Regions from separate parts of the Homo sapiens genome. Here region 1 is linked to region 2. Evidence: chromatin loops called from intact Hi-C (ENCODE). Cell type or tissue: heart left ventricle. All regions are shown on one strand. Links, peaks and the distances in the headings refer to the core of each region. The heading gives the core; the rest is flanking DNA. Region 1 overlaps LOC105376661 (a long non-coding RNA gene). Region 2 overlaps CREB3L1 (cAMP responsive element binding protein 3 like 1).

What was found. A loop is a pair of places that touch in the nucleus more often than their neighbours do. Peaks named below come from ENCODE experiments on the same cell type or tissue, not always from the same donor. Only the 100,000 strongest peaks of a DNase experiment are listed, where the experiment ranks them.
Region 1: it touches region 2 in a loop (2.3-fold over the local background); 21 of 110 quality-filtered maps call a loop at or near these places.

What each region holds. Positions count from the first base shown.
Region 1 is chr11:46,124,158-46,129,533 of GRCh38, forward strand. LOC105376661 (a long non-coding RNA gene) reads left to right here. Exons shown (of 3, transcript XR_931252.4): 1 at 1-2,621. Among named protein-coding and RNA genes, the nearest start is that of PHF21A, 5.4 kb to the left of the region's middle. In heart left ventricle, for the core only: a CTCF peak has its summit at 3,154 (motif pointing right); no DNase peak of the experiment used is centred there.
Region 2 is chr11:46,295,087-46,300,462 of GRCh38, forward strand. CREB3L1 (cAMP responsive element binding protein 3 like 1) reads left to right here. Exons shown (of 12, transcript NM_052854.4): 2 at 4,849-5,077. Among named protein-coding and RNA genes, the nearest start is that of CREB3L1, 20 kb to the left of the region's middle. RefSeq lists a silencer at 581-660. In heart left ventricle, for the core only: a CTCF peak has its summit at 2,081 (motif pointing left); DNase peaks (open chromatin) are centred at 297, 605, 1,744 and 2,015; H3K4me3 peaks cover 2,073 bases; H3K27ac peaks cover 1,733 bases.

The sequences.
Region 1 (5,376 bases), core at 322-5,321, 170 kb before region 2:
GGCCCACGGGCTGTCATTTACCAATCCTTGCTATAAAAAAAGACTTAAGGTGGACTAACCACTGAACTTGTACCAAAGGGTGCTTGGTTATTAAGATGTGTGGTAGCAACCAAAAATCAATGTTATGCAAAGTCATTGTCTAGATATTTAATTAAAATATTTTTAGCTGAATATAAGAGTGTCTAACACTCCTGTAACTACCAAACTTAATGGAAAAAAAATACTCTGGAAGTATTGCTCCTTCAACTAAGGCACTTTGGGGCAGGCTGCTTAATCTCTGTTAACAGCCTCAGTTTTCCTATCTTGTAAATTGCAGCTTAGAATACCTACTTCCAGCCCCGGGCAAGGTGTTGCATGCCTGTAATCCCAGCACTTCGGGAGACCGAGGCTGGCGGATCCCTTGAGCTCAGGTGTTCAAGACCAGCCTGGTCAACATGGTGAAACCCTATCTCTACAAAATGTGCAAAAATTAGCTGGGCATGGTGCCACGCACCTGTAGTCCCTGCTACTCTGGAGACTGATGTGGGAGGATCACTTGAGCCCAAGGGGTTGAGGCTGCAGTAAGCTGAGATTGCTCCACTGCACTCCAGCTGGGTGACAGAGTGAGGCCCTGTCTCAAAAACAACAACAAAAACCCTACTAAGTAGGGCTCTCGAGAAGACTGAATAAAATAATTCATGTAACGTGCTTAGCACAGTCCTGGCACATAGAACTGTATAATGCATTTTCACTGTGCCCTTAAATTCATTTTCTTAGTTAACATAACTCAAGAAGGTGAACAGGTGGCATCCCAGTATTTTGATGGTGCAGATGTGCATGTGGGATTCAGGGACTCTCGTGTTGATTGAAGATTGTGAGGTTGGCATTATAAGCTTTGGTGGGTCTTTCTCAAGCTCTCAGCATCTCTGTGTGCTTGACACAGGCACTCTGTGGGCACACACTAGCTCTGTGGCCTTATACAAAATACCTAGGCTTTCTGAACCCTGGTGTTCCTTAAACATAAAGATAATACCTTGTGAGATTGTTGTAAGGGCTAAATGGCTTAAGTGTTAAAGGAAAAAAGATAACAATTAGTATGTTAGCAGAAATTCCAGAAATAAGCTAGAAATTGAAAGTTTACTGTCAAAAGCTGCTTTGAGACATTCAACTTTTAGACATGAATGACATAATCATAGCAGGTGCACAATAACTTAAAATTTGCTCTCCTGCCACCTAGTTACCCTTCCAACCCATTTAATTGCCATCAAAACCCTGTTGAACAGTCCAGGCGCAGTGGCTCAGGCCTATAATCCTAGTACTTTGGGAGACAGAGGCAGGAAGATCACCTGAGGTCAGGAATTCAACACCAGTCTGGGCAACATAGCAAGACCCCATCCAAGCTACTAGTGGGGAGCTGAGGTGGGAGGATCACTTGAACCAAAGTGTTAAAGGCTACTGCAGTGAGCCACAATTGGACCACTGCACTCCAGCCTGGACAACAGAACGAGACCCTGCCTCAAAACGAAAAAACAAAAACTGCTGAACAAAGGTTAAAACCCAAATCTTGAATGTTATTAAATATCAAATGTGCAGTTTTAAATTTTTGTAAAAGTACTCAAATTAGTATTTTCTTACATATTCCTGCCTCCTGTTCTATGCTTCAAGAAGTTATCCAAACTCCAAGATTAGAAAACTACTTACAATTTTCTTCTTGTATTTTTATGGTTTCTATTTTTTCCATTTACTTTGCTACATTTATCTTTAAAATTTTTTTTGGTGCGAGATATGAGGTAGGAATCTAAATAACTTTTGTTCAATAAAAAGTATTTAATTAGGCCGGGCGCGGTGGCTCACGCCTGTAATCCTAGCACTTGGAGGCTGAGGCGGGCAAATTGCCTGAGCTTGGGAGTTCAAGACCAGCCTGGGCAACATGGTGAAACCCCATCTCTACTAAAATACAAAAAATTAGTCGGGTGTAGCAGCAGGCACCTGTGGTCCCAACTACTCGGGAGGCTGAGGCAAGAAAATCGCTGGAACCCAGGAGGCAGAAGTTGCAGTGAGCTGAGATTGCGCCACTGCACTACAGCCTGGGCAACAGAGCGAGACTCCATCTCCAAAAAAAAAAAAAAAAAGGATTTAATTAATATTAATATTGGGGTTCTATGGGACAATGTAAAATGCCACTCAAAATAGTAAAATAGCTTCCTTCCTATTTGCACTATTAGTCTAATGCAGATACACTGTAAATATAGAAAAAAGGTAATAGGCATTACATATTATATTATTATAGAGTCCTTATATACTATAATAGAGAATGAATTTTTCTTATTTTACAGTTTTATACTAGCACAGCACATAACCACACCCATGGATATTAAGGTATTTTTGTACATGTATATGATTTTCTCTGATGTTCTGGAACTTGACAGTATTTCAAATAAAGCAATGAAACCCCCCCTGGAAAGGACTGATTGATGGCTTTCTCATCCAACCCGGCCACCCTTCCCACTTCACTCAACCACTGTCCTGTTTTCTGCTCCAGGCTGAAAAGTAACCTCATTATCTCTTAAAAGGTCAGCCCAAAGAAGATTTGAACTCTGTCTGAAAACCTGGGAGTTCTATTTCTTCACTGAGGCAGGAAGGTAAATATTAGAATTCATCAAGTCTTCTTTTTCTAATTCTTATTGGGCTGGAATAAATGAAAACCTGGCTTGTACCAACAAAGTGCTTAAGTAAGTAGAGAAGACATATCAATGTGATTTTTAAAGAATTATGACAGAAAATCCCCAGTGACTAGCAGAAGTTGAATGTACTTTCTTTCTCCCCACTGTCTCGATGGTTTCTGATCTTTTTGAAAAATCTTCACTGTAACTGTCTTGTGTGTGCATTTGTGGTAAGCCAAAATCATAATTGGAAATGGGTCAGATATAACTTGTAAATGTATATTGGTAGATAAACAGTCCACTCTAGAGAATACCTTCAATTTCATTACTTTGCCATAATCTCCAAGGTCAATTCAATCCTAAGTAATTTCAGTTGTGTGTGTGTTTAACAGCATTCACTAGACCAAGGCTCCTCAACCTCAGCACTATTGACATTTTGGGCCACGTAATTTTTTTGTTGTAGGGGGCATTGTAGGACTTTTAGCAGCATCCTTGGCCTCTAGAGGCCAGTAGCAGCTCCCCAACAGTTGTGACAACCAAAAGTATCTCCAGGCATTGCCAAATATCCGGTGTGTACAGGGTGAGGGTGGAGTCCAGTGGGAGGAGTGTAAAACTGCACTGGGGTTGGGTTCGTTGGGAGGGGATGGTTGAGAACCACAGAACTAGACTAAACGCCATGGAGAGATTCACGTGTGCATTTGTATGTGTGTGACTCTACCCTCCAAGAAGCAGATCCTGACTCCTTTTCCAGAAGTAACTGATGCAGATTGGGGGCCTGGGCTGGACCTGTTTGTTAGGAACTAAAATGGCTGCAATTAGAGCTATAGAAATGTCTGCCTTAAAGCTGCTGAACTGCTAAATGTATCACAGGGATATTCTTCCAAGACCAGGGATTTGAAAGAATTTTATCATCTTGTTATTTCCACCTTCAATGTCTAGTCTTTGATATCTATTATCAACATAAATAAATTACACTGTGGGCCTGAGCAATGGTGTTATCTAGTGTAAGGTGTTACCAGATTTGGAGGCTGAGAAACTGCGAGTGAGTCTGGGTTCTGCAAATATCCAACTAAACACTTTATCTTTCTGGACCTATTTCCTCCCCCAAAATGGGGAAAATAATAATACTTAATCGACTGGATTGTTTTGTTTTTGTTTTTTTGACACGGAGTTTCGCTCTTGTTGCCCAGGTTGGAGTACAATGGCGCAATCTCGGCTCACTGCAACCTCTTCCACCCAGGCTCAAGCGATTCTCCTGCCTCAGACTCCCTAGTAGCTGAGATTACAGCCGCCCGCCACCATGCCTGGCTAATTTTTTGTGTTTTTAGTAGAGACAGGGTTTCACCATGTTGGCCAGGCTGGTCTGGAACTCCTGACCTTAGGTGATCCGCCCACCTCGGCCTCCCAAAGTGCTGGGATTACAGGTGTGAGCCACTGCACTCGGCCTCACTGGATTGTTTGGAGGGTCCAAGCAGTTAACGGGAAGTTAGCAGGGCTTATTCTTGAGGAATTAGTAAAACTGGAATCAAACAGTCCCGGGTTGACCTTGGACAAATGATGCGCTATTGTAAGCGGCAGTTTCCTTATGTGCAAAATGCAGAAATAATCATATTACTTTATAGAGTTGTTATGGAGGTTAAATGAGATAATGTGTGTCATACGTGCTTGATAAATATTACTTTGGTTCCTTGGTAATTTGTATCACATTGCACAATTACGTATTTTATTTTTATTGTTTCTTTTCTGTGAGCATTGAAACCTGGAAACCTGAAAAACTAATTAGTATACCCATATGAGTGAAACCCTGTTTGAAATATATTACATCCCAAATTCCAACCAAGTGAAAGCAGCTTTAAACTGTAGTATATAAAACCTTCTGTCTTCCAAGTGAAATCAGTTAGGGCACACGTTTCTTACAATAACATAAGGTTCTCCCCTCATTGAAATAATGTTCTAATAAGTTTTTTACAACCTCTGTATTACATAAAGCACATGGGGTCAGACGTAGCATGCCCAGCTAGCAGTTTGTCCAGTCATAAACATTTAAATATGACTAGGTGTTATCCCAAAATTCACCTTTCCGCAAAGCACTGGCAAATTGCATTGCAGTCCTAAAACTGAGTGCAGGTGGTGAGATACTCAGGGATCTGACAGTATCTTTTACATAAACTCTTTAATTGAAGTATAACATTCATAAAGAGAAGTGAACAAATCACAAGTACATTTTCGTAAATTTTCACAAAGTTAACACACCTATACAGAGGTGTTCTCGAAGGTTAGAGAATTCTGTAATAAACGTGTTTTATCATTGGGGCGCGGGGATAGAAAGGGGCATCACGAATCTGAAAGAACACAGTGGAGATTTCCCAGACAAGATAGTAATTGCCTTTGATATGCAAATGTGATTTTGAATTATCAAATGGAGATATTGCAAAATGATAAATTGGAATCAGATTGCCAATGCAAAAGTTATATCACCATTTGCCACTTGATGTATGATCTTGGACAATTTACTTCAAGTGCCTCAGTCTTCTCATTTGTTAAATGGGGAGAATAATAGGACTGTTGTTTGGATTAAGCAAAATAACATGTGTAAAGGTTTGGGTGAGTCTGGCACGTAAGCTCTCAATAGAAGTAAATCATTTTCCATATAGTATGATGCCCCAAGGGATGAGAGAAAAGAAGTTATGGACATCTCAAGAATTATTTTAGGGGAAAAAAAAAAAGGAAATTT
Region 2 (5,376 bases), core at 180-5,179:
GGGTGCAGGCGCCAAGGAGCCAGGGACCTGAGGGAAGAGGGCGCGCTGAGGCTGCTTCTGGTCAGGGAAACCATTCTCCTACACCGACCCCAGCAGGCAGCTGCGCCCCCAGAGCTTTACCCTGTCTCTGCACTGACCTTGGGGAAGGAATTTAGGGAGGGGTAAAACAAGGCTAGAGCTGGTACCATTACTGCCCCGGGAGAGTCCCCTCTGCCGCCACCAGAGACAGCCACCAAAGCGCCCCACGGTAGGACGATTCGAGATGGAGCTGCAAGGGGATTTAAGGCCCGGCTCGCCCTTTGAGTCGGGGTCGTCGGGGAGACCCTCGGTCTCCACTTCTCCCTGCGGGGGTGGGGGCGGGGCCGCGCTACTGATGAGGGGTTTAGGACACCGTGAGACGGCCAGGCCATTTCTGCCTCGGCCCCAGACGCAGAAGGGGTCCCATGCAGGCCCGAGCCAGTGCACCCTGCGCTCCCTCAGCCGCGGGCCGTCGGCGCAGGCCGGGACCCTCCTCCGCGCGAGCCCTGCACTCCTCCGGTGCCCTCCACGCCGCCACCGGCTGCTGCTCGCAGCCTCCCGCCATTGGCCAGGAGCTCTGCGGCTCCCACCAGTGAGCAGGCCGGATTCCGGTGAGGGGCGGCCCCGGGTGTTCCCGGGTTAACCCTTTGTGGGCCGCTCCAGGACGGCGGCACCCGGATCCTTCTCTAAAATTTAAAGGGCGGGCGGCTGAGGCCAGGCTCCAAGAGAGGGTGCAGCCGAGAAGAGGGGTACGCAGGTCTGCAAGCAGGAGAGCTCGGGAACCTCTCCTCCAAGGGAGGGAAGCCGGCGCCGGCTGCGCGTGACAGCCGAGAAGGAGCTTATATTGGCACGACTATAGGAAAAAGTCTTTAACGAGGAGGGAAACAAATCATAATATGTCCTTCTCCGGCTTCCCACCCCCGTTGCCTGGAAAGGCACCCCTGTAGGACGCTCACCCCCTGCAGAACCCTGTCGCCCTCAGAGCGTTGACACATGGCTCCCCTGAAGTTCGTGAACTCCTGGCCGCCGACCCCTTGCTCTTGCTCCCCAATTTCCATCGGACAATCTAAACCTGAACTTTTGTGTGTGAAGTGGAGGGAGGGCTGGGTGTGGTTGGGGGTAGAGGGGACAAGGGGGCGTGCTGGAGCGGAGGAGGTCTGAGGTCTCCAAAATGGGCTTTCCAGGGATGGGGCCAAGTGGATGCGGTGGAAGGAGTGAGAGGACCAGAAGGTCCCGCACACGCCAGGGCAGCCCTGGACTTCACCAGCTCACTTTGCAGCCCCGGACATCACCAGCTCGCTCACTGTGCGTCCTGGGTAGCTGTGTTTCCCTCTCTGGACTGGAGTTTTCTCTACTAAGAAATAGGAGGGGGGGAACGAGGGGCAGGGGACCGTCGGGGAGCTTTCTCCCGTCCCTTCTGCCTCTAACTTGGTGATAGAAACCAACCCTACCTTAGCCGCCATGAGAGGCCAGGCATCAGACGGAACTAGGGCCGCAGAGCGCTCTAGGGGAGTCCCTGATGGCAGTGCTCCCAGGAGGGCGAGGTGGGCCTAGGGATGATGGGACGCGCCCACCGTCCACCCAGCACCTGAAGAAGCCCGGCGCAAAGAGGACCTGGGCGTCGGAGTGTCCTCCACCCCCACCCCGCCTGCCCCTTGGCCGCCCTCCCCTTCCACTTGGCTCCCGTTGCTCTGGAAGCTCCATCCTGCTGGGTTTTGGCTGCTGTTTCTAGCAGGTGGGGTGGGGACTGCTCACACAATGGGGCCAGCTGAGCTCTCTAAGCAGTTTCCTGTGGGCACCCTAAAAGGGTCTCTGGGAAGAACCTGGGTCATCTGCCTGAGCCAAGGCCTTCAGGGAGTCCAGCCCAGATCCGAGGAAGCATCTTTCCTCTCCCAGGCCCCAGGAAGGGGCTTGGCAAACCCTTATCGCCTGAGAAGCAGCTGCTGGAGAAATACCTTAGCGGCTGACTCACCGGCTCCCTCTGCTCACAGCCCCCTCCCACTGGGCCCAACACCAGGCCTTTGAGAGACCCTAAGGGAGAGAACTGGCGGAAGCGCCCCCAGCCGGCAGGCCCGGGCTCTGCGGAGGGTGTAGCCAGCGCGGCCCTGGCTGTGGCTGGCTGGGTGGTTGGGGGGTGGTTATACCCTGTAAATGGCCTCTGTCTGGGATCACAGTGATTCTTAGAAACTCATTCAGCTCTGACCTCCTGGTACTGCCTCACTCCAGGTATTGATGGACAATTGGTATGCTGATGGCATTGCCATCTGGGTTCTAAGGCCCTGTCCCTCCACCAGTATCATGAGCCAGGTGCTGGAAGGCAGCAGGTGAACAGGGTGCAAACCCTGCTTCAGGGCAATTACCGGACCGGGGAGGGTCTGCTGCAGTTGTAAAAGACTGGACAGTGAGGGATGGTGGGCACCTCCCTGCTGCATTAGCGCCCTTGGCCTCAGTTTCTCTCTCTGTCAAATGCCAATATGCATTTGTCTTGTCTCATTGGATAATTGTGAAGATTAAATGAAATAATGCATAGGAGAGCACTTTGGGTTAAAAGCACAACAGAAATGTAGGATGATGATTGATTGCTGGCAAACTGGGAAGTGGGAGAGTACCCCTGCCAATGGGGCTTCTGAGCTCATTTTGTCCTGGATTATCTCATCAGGCTTTGTTTGGAGGGAAAGGCCAAACATTCCCCCCACAACTCCCACCATTGGTTCCAAGCTCAGCTCGGGGACAGAGTTTAGGGGCTGCAGTTTTCATGATGACGATAACTAACAATGATCGAGCATTCACTCTGTAGCAGGCACTGTTCTGTGTTTTATATGTACAGTATTTACTCATTTTACCCTCATACTCCTATGAGGTGAGTACTAATCTAACAAAATTTTAGATCCTCATGGCAACACTATGAGGTAGGAACTATTATTTTCCCCTTACGGATAAGGAAACTGAGGCACGGGGAAGTTAAGCAACTTAGCAAGTGGTGGAGCTAGGAGTCAAAAGCACGTCTATGTGACTCCAGAGCTCGTGTTCATCTCCTACTCCATGCAGACAGACTCATGTGGCCCTGAACCTTATGCTCATACAGAAGGCTTCTCTGCTCATTACCTTCCAGGTTGGGACAGGCTCCCAATATTCCAGGCCAGAAAGGGCCAACAACTCCAGACCTTGAAGGAATCCCCTGGCACAAGCCTTTAACCACTCAGCAGGCAGGGCTTCAGGACCTAAGGCAGCCCCCCATCCCCCATCTCTTCTGACCCACCAGCAAATTCATTCGTTCAATAAATAAGGAACAAACAATAGAAACATTTATTGGACAGGCACGGTGGCCTACACCTGTAATCCCAGCACTTTGGAAGGCCGAGGCGGGCAGATCACTTGAGGCCAGGAGTTTGAGACCAGCCTAGCCAACATGGTGAAACCCCATCTTTACTGAAAATACAAAAAATTAGCTGGGCGTGGTGGTGCGCACCTGTAGTCCCGGCTGCTTGGGAGGCTGAGGCATGCAAATCACTTGAACCCGGGAGATGGAGGTTGCAGTGAGCCAAAATCATGCCACTGCACTCCAGCCTGGGTGACAGAGTGAGACTCTCACAAGCAAGACAGAAAGAGAGAGAAAGAAACATTTCTTTACACATTTATAATTCTTTAGAGAGAGAAAAATAATGTACAAGAACCTACCATATGTCAGCCACTGGAGTGCTTTACTAACAATAAGAGGCAACGTTTATTGAGTAATTACTATGTGCCAGGGACTGTTATAAGGCCTGTACGTGGATTAACTTGTTTAATCCTCATGACAATCTTGGAAGGTAGGAACTATTAATATTACCAGCTGTACAGAGGACGAAATGAAACAGAGAGGTTAATTGACCTTCCCAAGATCATGGAGACCAAGATTTTTCAGACTTTTTTGTTTCTAAGAAATATATTTTACATCATTACCAAGTACACACATGTGCGTTCACACACACAACTGTGATTTTTTTTAATTGCCAGGTATTTAACTCCACTGTGTGCTGTGCACTCTGATATTTTCTACTTTTTTTTTTCTGTTTTATTTTTACTTAAAATTCTGGTCGTGACCCACTAAATTGATTTCACAACCCATTAATGAGTCACCACCCACAGTTTAAACAGCACTGAATCATAGCTAGAAGGATGGAGGCCACCATTCGAACCTAAATAGTAGGGCTCCGGAGCCTAACCTCTCCATATAAAGGATGGCTTGGGAAAGGAGAGAGACCCCGAAGTCTTGAGGACAGATGGACACTGTGCTGCTGAGGAGACTGGAGGCCTCAAGAATCCCACTGCCCTGCATCACTCCCTTCCCACATTCCAGCAAAAGATCATACAAAATTCACTAATATTGCCTTTGGAAAACAAACTTGTTGGCGTAGACACACGGTTGTTCTTTTACTTTGTCTTCACATCAGCCTATGAAGGAAGTAAGAAGGACTGAGAAACTGACTCACGCAGTTTAAGTGATTTGACAAAGGTCACAGAGCCCAGTGTCCTGTTGCCTGGTCCAGGGAGTTTTTGATCCCATCCTGAGCTCACCCTTGCAGATAACAATGGTGAGCGTGGAGCTGGTGGTAGAGAGAATGGGATGACAGTGGTAACGGTCATGATGGAAATGATGAGAGTTGGTGTTGCAATGTTGGTACTGGGGAGATTGGTGATGTTGCTGATATTAATGGGAATGGGCACAGTAATGGGAGGTTGCAGGGACAGTGGTGGCCATGGTGGGGTGCTGCACCACCACAGTAGCACCTGCACCCCCTTCCCAAGCAAAGCTGAATTCCCTCTTCCCCTCACCTCTTCCTTCCCTAGCACTTTCCTGAGCACCTGGACCACTTTACGGAGAACATGGAGGACTTCTCCAATGACCTGTTCAGCAGCTTCTTTGATGACCCTGTGCTGGATGAGAAGAGCCCTCTATTGGACATGGAACTGGACTCCCCTACGCCAGGCATCCAGGCGGAGCACAGCTACTCCCTGAGCGGCGACTCAGCGCCCCAGAGCCCCCTTGTGCCCATCAAGATGGAGGACACCACCCAAGGTAAGAGGTGGAAGAACCTGGGGACAGCACAGGCCCAGGAGGCCCAGGAGGGAGGAAGCTCTGGGGTGACAAGAGAGTGTGCCTGCAGCCTGAGACTCCCAGAGGCTCCAAGAGGAGCCACCACAAACCCCTTAGGAGGTGCTCCTCCCTGCCTTTCTGTTCTCCCTCAGCTCAAAGCCAGAGGAGCACTTCTCAAAAGGGTTTTTTGCTGACTTAAGTCAGTGGTTTACAAAGTGTGGTTCCCAGACCAGCAGCATCACCTGGGAATCTGTTAGACATGCAGATTCTCGGGTTCCACC